Regions from separate parts of the Homo sapiens genome. Here region 2 is linked to region 1. The links are chromatin contacts, found by Hi-C in ENCODE. All regions are on one chromosome and are shown on one strand. Each heading gives the region's core, a stretch centred on a gene start or an enhancer-like site at or near the end of the contact. The rest is flanking DNA. Distances are from core to core; before and after follow the strand shown. Region 1 overlaps PTEN (phosphatase and tensin homolog). Region 2 overlaps LOC101929727 (a long non-coding RNA gene).

Region 1 (3,025 bases), core at 100-2,599:
AGTCTGGTAAGCAGCAGGTGTTCTATTTTATTTCTTTTATTTTTAGGATAGTATTACATGTGATATATATGTCTTTGCAAACATACATAATTTGAAGATCTTAAAATATTTGCACTAGGCATACCCACATTTAATAGTATGTTAAATCTTTTATAGCAATTATGATATACATGGGTGAAGAAGAGTTCCTAATATGGCCTTTCTGATTAACTGTATCTGTTTATATCTGTGTTTTCTTCAGGCATTCATAACATTAAGCAAATTCAGGTGTACTGTTACTTAATTGAATTAATCAGTTTGTTTTGTACAAGTATATTTTATTTTTGTTCCTTGTTGTATAATCTGGTAGGAATGGGGAAGGGGAGATAGTGAATAAAGAGATGTATACTTCTTGCCTTTGAGGAATTTAAGTTTTCACTGTATACCAATTTTTTAAAGGTATTTACTATATTTCAGTGCATATTTTATTTGACATACTTTATCATTTTGTGGTAAACCTTTAGCTTTACTAATTTTCATCTATTAAGTTTTCTTTTGTAAGATGGTGATAGCTTCATCAAAGAGAGTAAAGAAGAGACCTGCCTACCTAGCTGATTCTATGGCAAATCTCACTTCTCTGGAAGCTTTTCCTGTTAATCTTATTCCTTCAGTTTCTGCCTCTTGTTTCATAAAAACTCATTCTTTAAATGCTTATTCATTTCTCTTGTCTCATATAAACCAATATGAGGTACTGGTATCTTTTGAGTTTTAGTTATAAGGAAGCATAAATGGTTAAATTTAAATGGCTAAACCCCATTTGCCATTTGTGTATCTTTAATTTTAGTTTGTTGAGAGACTTATCACTACCAAACCACAAAGAATTTAAAAGAAACTGTCAGTAGGTATAGGTGGAAGGAGGGCATTTATCAGAGATTTTAATTTAAGAAGAAAGTCTTCATCCTTATCCTACCAACCCCCATTCCCTGAGCATATTTATCATTACTAGTCCCAGCATATTTGCTCCCATATTTCCTATGCTTACCTGTGAAGATTTTCATAACTTTTTCCTTGCTTTTTACTGTCACTGTTGGTTCTGTGATTTATGACAGATACTGCTCTTGTAGGAATGCTGGCTTTGACTGAAATTTGTTACTGCTTTTGTATTTAAAACTTTTTTTTTATTATAAGTAGAATTATGGAACAGTAGTAGAAAAAGTTTGACTTTTGTAATCAGAGATACTGAGCTTGAGTTCTGGCTCTTTCATTTGTATACTGTTATTTGGGGCAAGTTTTTTAATGCTCTTAAGTCTTAGCTTTCTCATATATAAAATGGAGATAATAACAGTTATCACGTGATTGTGAGGATGAAACAAAAAAAAGTGGAAACTCTTTGTAAGGTGTGTTCATCTGGTTGACACTTAGTAGTCATTACTTCCACTTTCCGTCCATATAGTCCTCTTAACAGTAATATTTGAGAGGCATTTTTATTAAAGCAGTCTTAAGGAGTGTTCGTCAAACCACATGTTCTGGGATCCTGAGAAAGTAGGGGAAGTTTAGAGAACTGAAGCTGCACAAAACTAATGTTTATTTTCTGTTGTGTTGTCCTGAGACCAGCTTCTTAGATTGTGTTTCCTAGTCCTACATCTCTGATTCCTTATAAAATATTCCATTATGAATTCTTCACTATTGACAATTTCTCCCCTTTTATCTTAAAAGTACCAAAGAAAGTGTAAAATGTGACTGTCTTGTCAGTCCTCTTTTTCCTGTTTTTCATGTCAGTGGGTATGAAATTACTAGCAAGGATGCATATATGTGCATATGTCATTACTAAATGCATTTTCTTTCTAGAAAAACTCAATATACTAAATTGTACTAAAAAGGAAAAGCTTGTTTTGTTTTGAGTGGTAGTATGAAAGTTGTTTTATTTTAGGTCTGACCAGTTAGAAACCAATGGATTGTAGTTTATTTATAATTAGTTAAACCTTCATGTGAATTTGGTTTTGAATTACCTTTAAGGTAGAGAAGAAACTATATAGATGTTTTTCAGGGTTTCTAAATGTACAATACAGGTTCACAATCACTTATTTGAAACTCTTGGGGCCAAGTATGTTTCCATTTTCAGAAATTTTAGTTTTCAAAAGGTAGCACAGATAAATATACTTTTACATAAACACCCCAGTGGGGTGTGGGTCAGTACCTGAAATGAAATGTTTTACTCTTCGCTCTAAGTGTATTAAATATTATGTACAATCTTATTACTTCAGATCAGGATTTGCTGTAGTTGAGTTTGCCATAAAACTTAAGAGAAAATTTTAGATGTTTTGAACTTTTGGGATATTGAAATTGCAGGTTAAGGAGCTATGGACCTTTATTTGTTTTAAAATGCTAAGAGTTTATTTTAAGTAATTTTTAAAAAATTTGTTTTGCATAGTAGTTGGAGTTACCAGGGTACTGCTAACCACACTGATATGTAAGATCTCTTTCTGAGCCTTTTATTGTTTGTAAACATGGCCTGTTAATCATTAGAAAGCCAGTACATACTAACATATCACTGCTATTAAGACAAATATTAGCATACTCTAGTAATGACAAGTCAGCATTTTACTATTCTGTATTGATTTTACTTATTCTTTCATTACTCTCATACTGTAATTAAAACTTGCAATCTGAGAGACTGTTGAAAAAGGTGATCGTTGGCTTTTCAACAGGGAGTAAGGTCTGGTTTAAAAAAAAATTAGTAAGCATTTGGCCAAGTAGATTAACAACATTCAGTTTTTCTTTACTGTCCTTATGCTTTTACTATTTTTAACATATATCTTTTTGAAGAATAGTTTGAGAATTATGTATGCTTAACTATGAGATACAGATACTATTGAAACTAGTCAGTTGTTTATAGGTACTTGTAAAATTAAAAATATATTCCAATAGCATGCAGATTTTTCATAGAGGAAATTTGAAAGCATGGAAGCACCTGAATTTACAGTACTCTGTATTAGTGGCATCACAAGTTTTTAAGCAAATGTATTAGCTCTAATTGCATACACTT
Region 2 (5,266 bases), core at 1,753-4,252, 340 kb after region 1:
ATGGTGGCTTGCCCCACCCCAGGCCACACGGACTGAGGGTAGTGAAAGGAAGCCTACTCAAATAAAACCTCTGGAAAGAAAGGCTGTTAAGCCCTGATGTTAGGGGGACAATCAACAAATGTTCACTAGAGTCAGAAAATTGCTGGAATCTATAATAAAGATCAGTGAAACTCAAAGAGACATATCCTCTTTGGGGAGAAAGCAATATAATGCAAAATGCAGGTGCATCAAATCTTTCAGACTTCTTTGGCCACTTTTAAACATATTTGACAACCATGAGATTGAATAAAATATTTTCATACACAGGGCCCTGGTTTGGCATTCACAGGGAGTGGATATGAACTGATACTTCTCTGAATCAAGGAGTATTTACAATGAGATTCCTGAGAATAGGTTGTCTATATGTAAATAGGGCTAGTATACTAAGCTGAGGTCCTATGCATGAAACTATTTTATTAGTCCTCCCTCCCTAATTTCATGTTTTTTCACTGCTTGCTTGATGCTTTGGCAGAAAAACCAAAGTGACAGCTATATTAGGCAGGTCTGAGCCGTCATTCTTACCCATCATCAAACTAGGGCCTGGCCTAACTGACTCCTGCTGAAACAGGAGGCTCTGGGTTTACAAGGTCTTGATCCATTATTTGGGTGACTGCCCCACAACAGGCCAAAGACAGAAGTCATGGATGTCTGAGGGGCATTTTAAAAAAGGGTTTCAGAATTGGGCAACAGGGGCCTGAGAAGTCTCCTTTATCCATGGCTTACACTGCTTTGAGGGGGCCTTAGAGGAATACAATGTGTTCCTTCTTTAACTTGTAGTGCTGCTCTTCTTTGGACTTGATTTATGTACACAACAATAGAAGGTTTTATTTGAATATAACTTCTATGACTATAGCACAGTTTGTTATTTTGTTTTATCATTATTATTATTTTTTGAGACAGAGTCTCGCTCTGTTGCCCAGGCTGGAGTGCAGTGGCAAGATCTTGTCTCATTATAACCTCCGCCTCCTGGGTTCAAGTGGTTCTCCTCTCTCAGCCTCCCGAGTAGCTGGGACTCCAGGCGTGCGTGACCACGCCCAGCTTATAGTGCAGTTTGAAATCCACTTGTCTAACCAAACCCTTCATATTTCTGACAAAGCCCTGAGAAGAAGAGTCATTTCTTTAAGCCAGCCGGGAACATGAGTCTTCTAAACTTTGAGGCCCTCTTTGACAAGAGGAGAGAGGAGTAAACGAAACAATGACACTTATTTCTACCTATAATCTCCGTTGATCGACCTTTGTACTCCACGGTGAGTCTTGCAGCTAAGAGACGCAAATTAGACCTATTTGCACTCCTAGTGCGGTCAAGTGCAGTCAAGATCTCCTTCTCCTTGAGCATCAGGTGGTGTCTCCTGGCTGCTCTCCACATCTTTTATTCTGAGGATTTAGCTGGCTTGCCTCAGTCTTCAGGCCAGGCACTCCAAAGGCAATTTAGGGGACAAGTCTTGCTTGTTAGATACTGGGTCCCTTCAGCCTCAGTTGCTGTCTTGTGCCTCAGGGGTTCCTAAACTCGAAGTGGTGGCCCAGAGTTTCCTTCAGGTGCTATGACACTGATTTGAGAAAGAAACCTAAGTTTCAGCTGCCCACTGTTTCCCTCTGTGAGCAACTTGAGTCTGGTTCCACTCAGGATCCTCTGAGAACTTAGCTCAATACTTGTCCAATAGTAAACACTCCATAATGTTTGCCTGTTTGAATCTATAATCAAAATCTCCAGTAGGAGAAGGCCCTTGTATTTCTGTTTCATTTTTTTTGCTAGTTGGTGGGAGAACACACTTTTCAAAATACTAATAGTTCACCACCGGACAAGAGATACATACAACCCCAACTTCCAAGTAAATGGAAAATACCTTTTCTGGGTACGTTTATTTGGAAAGGGTTTCTTCACTTGAAGAAAGAATTAACAAACCCCTGTTTGGGAGGATAAAACAAGAAATTCCTTTGGGATGTCTCAAGTTTCTAGAGAGCCAGGCTCTCGCAGGCTGAGGTGGCTTCCACACTGTTCATGAACTGCTCTTGGCGGGCTGGTGGCCTGTTTGATATTCTGAGGTCTAGCAAAGATTTAGCTCCAGGGGGTCATCAAGAGGTCATGGTCTTGATCATTTCCTCTGTTATTTATCTTTGGCTTGTGGTACTGGAGCCTGCCTTTGATACAGGGCATTTCTACCACAGCTGCACAGAATCAAGCATTTCAGTGATTTGGTTTGAGGTGAAGGAGGCTTGGCTTCTAATGCTGCGAAAATGTCACTGGGTACATCTGAGAATATCTAGCTCTGTCCTTCACTGATGAGCAAATTCATTTCTGGGGGTTTACCAGTGGCACTTCCCAGACTTGGGTCAGGAAAGGAATCCTCCTGGTGAGGACAGCAGTTTTCAGTTTGAGTAATTCCATTTTCAGTTCCTTCTGAGACATTTTTCTTGCTCTGAGCTGGAGATAAAAGCAGCATGTCTCAGGCCTCTAGGGTGGATCTCTACTTTTCAACACTGTTTATGACTCACCTGTGACTGCCCTCAGTGCAGCCAAGGGGACCATTTATGCTGAATTAGCCTTTGGATTTTTCTTCTTAGTGACAGCAAAACTTCCGTGACAGCAAACAAGTAAACCACAGGAACATCCCTGGTCTGCTCAGCACAGCAGGCTCTTGGGTTCTCAGAGAGCCTGGGAGGACTTTTCAGCTTGTCTTATGTGGGTTTGTTCACCCCGTCCGGTTTCATTTTTATTTAAAACAATTGGTATCTTTCATCTTGGTTGCCAAGTATGGGTTGCATATGGTTTTGACCTGATATGAAGGGCCCAAATCAAATACCCAGGACTTGGCCTGGAAAATTGGTTGTATAAGACCTGCTCTCTTGTTCCCCTAAAAAGCAGCCTAGCAAATGGAAGCAATGGGTCCCAGGAGTTCGTTTCTGTATGCGGCTCTAACTCTGCCACGAAGGCCAGGACAGATAGTGTGCAGTGCTCTGTCATGTCTACCAGAGAAAATGATGCAACATGTGCTGGAGACTTTACCATCTGTGCAAGAGTGCAGCCCTAGGCTCAATCCAAAAGAAAAAGGAAGTGGCATTATAGCAGGGATATTCCCAGTGAGTCAAATTCCCAGAACAGCCTGTCCCTCCTCAAGGTGGTCAGTGTGCCCCAGCATCTCACCTCCAGATTTGGACTAAAACAGAACTGTTGCGTGCAGGGGTTAGAGAGGACTAGAGCAGTGATGTATTTTATATATCATATTTTCTAGCAATGGTTTTCCATCTGAAACCCAGTTTACATTGTGGCCCAGGGCACAGAAACAGAAGCTTTATGAAACAAGTTACTGTTTCCATGTGTCAGCATTCTAATTTTCCTTTCCTTTTCCTGTTCTTTTTTCTGTTATTTTAATTTTTTAAAAAAGCTTCTTGACTCACTAAATTACTATAACAAACCACTTATGAGTCAAAGCCCATATTTTGAAAAACAACATTGCATTAGTGTATACAGGCAGCACCTTGGGAACATTTATAGAATATGGATTCTTGGGTCCCTCTCCAGGGATTCTAATTCAGTCATTCCTGGGCCCAAGAATCTACGTTTTATGTTAACCTGACCTAAATGTGACCATTATGAGGGCAGGAAACGGTTTTGATCCCTAACATATCCCAAGTGCTTTACATGAAGAACTTGGTACAGCACAGGCTCTTGGTCATTGGTGGTTGAATAAATAAATGAATGAAAAAGTATTGATCTTCAAATGATTCCATCCTTCAACCCCAGCCGTGCCTCCCTTTGCATCTATACTGTTGTCTTCGTTTTTTTAAGATAGATACTCAAATAGTCTCTAGACCTTTGAATTGCAAAATTGCTTTGAATCTCCAAGTTGGAAGCTGCCTTGAAAGTCTCTAATCTAGGGATTCTCAGGTGTAGAAACTTTGTCTCGCTGCTTTAGAATTCCTTGGGGAAGTTTAAGGCAAATACATATCCCTAGACCCCAGCCCTGGAGTTTCAATCCAGGTAGATAGGGTTCATGGCCCAGGAATCTGCATTCTATCCTCCCTCGGGTGATGCTGTGGCCCAGCCAGGGTTGGGATGCACTGTTCTTGTGACCTCTCCCCACTGTGGATCACTGTGGATGGTGGTCACCCAGCCTCTGCTGGAAACATTTTGGGCTGGCAGAAAGAAACTCCCAGAGGTCTGCTCCACATTGAAAAGCTCTGCTTATTGGAAATTTCTTACTGATATTAGCTTCAATCACTTTCCTACTGCTGCTAGTCTTGGTTCTGCCCTCTGGAGCACCTCAACACAAGGCCAATTGGCTGCCTGACTGCTCATTGTGAAAATACAGAAAAAATATAAAGAAAGAAATGAAAATTTTTTAAAATCCCACCACCTTGAAGACATTGAATATTTCTTTTGGTCTTAATATATGTACACACATAAATGCATGTTATACTCACTTGATGTTTTTTAGAAATGACAAGCATCCTGTATTCTTGACTTAGCATTACATATTGTGGGTTTTCTCTTAACATTATATCACAAAAAATATCCCAGATAGAAAAATTTGCTTTAAACCCACATTTTAAAATGACTGCATTAAATTCCACTGTTTTGATCTATTAGAATTTATTCAGCCATTTCCTGTTAGTGTTGATTTAGGTTATTTCCAGTTTTCCACTATCATAACTAATGCTTAAATAAACATATTGCAAATAAACCATCGTCTGCATCCTGGATTATTTCTTTAAGCCAGACTCCTAGATGAAATTTATTGAGTTAGAAAACATGCTTTAAAAAACACTTGATACATATTGCCACTTACTATGCGAACAGGATGTGAAAGTTTTCACTTGTACCAGTCATTTTAATCCCTGATTAGAATTTAGTCATTCAAAAAAAAATGCCAAATTGATAGGTTAAAAAATTACGTTTCATTATAGTTTTTAATTTGTATACTTTTTGTTTACTCATAAGGCAGAACACGATTTTAAATATAAACACACATACATAAACATACATATGTACACATTTTGATTACTCATGAGGCAAAACATGTTCATATATATTTGTGTGTGTGTATTTTTTCCCATTTGTTTTGGCATTTCCCTTAAACAGGATGTTAAAAGATAAAGAAATAGATTTAGTCTATTTTTCTGCTAGAGAGAGGGGCCTCACACTTCTTGTTGATTTGCAAATGCCCTTCTCCTCTTTGTAAGTATAAGAAATATCAACTTCTTTATTTATTGTGGTAAATATACATAA

What was found. A loop is a pair of places that touch in the nucleus more often than their neighbours do. Pooled maps may share reads with other maps.
Region 2: a loop to region 1 is called in a map with no recorded cell type, with 9 times the contacts of the local background. The contact joins two enhancer-like sites. A Hi-C loop is called at or near these places in 4 of 37 single-sample maps with no recorded cell type and 7 of 50 pooled maps.

Annotation. Positions count from the first base shown.
Region 1 is chr10:87,927,807-87,930,831 of GRCh38, forward strand. The region is part of intron 3 of PTEN (phosphatase and tensin homolog); the gene reads left to right. Among named protein-coding and RNA genes, the nearest start is that of PTEN, 66 kb to the left of the region's middle. RefSeq lists a silencer at 1,330-1,429. Within about 2 kb of position 1,350, at least 2 of the 41 ENCODE cell types and tissues checked have a DNase peak (open chromatin) inside an H3K27ac peak, as active enhancers do.
Region 2 is chr10:88,268,934-88,274,199 of GRCh38, forward strand. All of the region lies in intron 1 of LOC101929727 (a long non-coding RNA gene), which reads left to right. It also overlaps a transcript of RNLS not described here. Among named protein-coding and RNA genes, the nearest start is that of RNLS, 310 kb to the right of the region's middle. RefSeq lists an enhancer at 2,668-2,717. Within about 2 kb of position 3,003, at least 7 of the 41 ENCODE cell types and tissues checked have a DNase peak (open chromatin) inside an H3K27ac peak, as active enhancers do.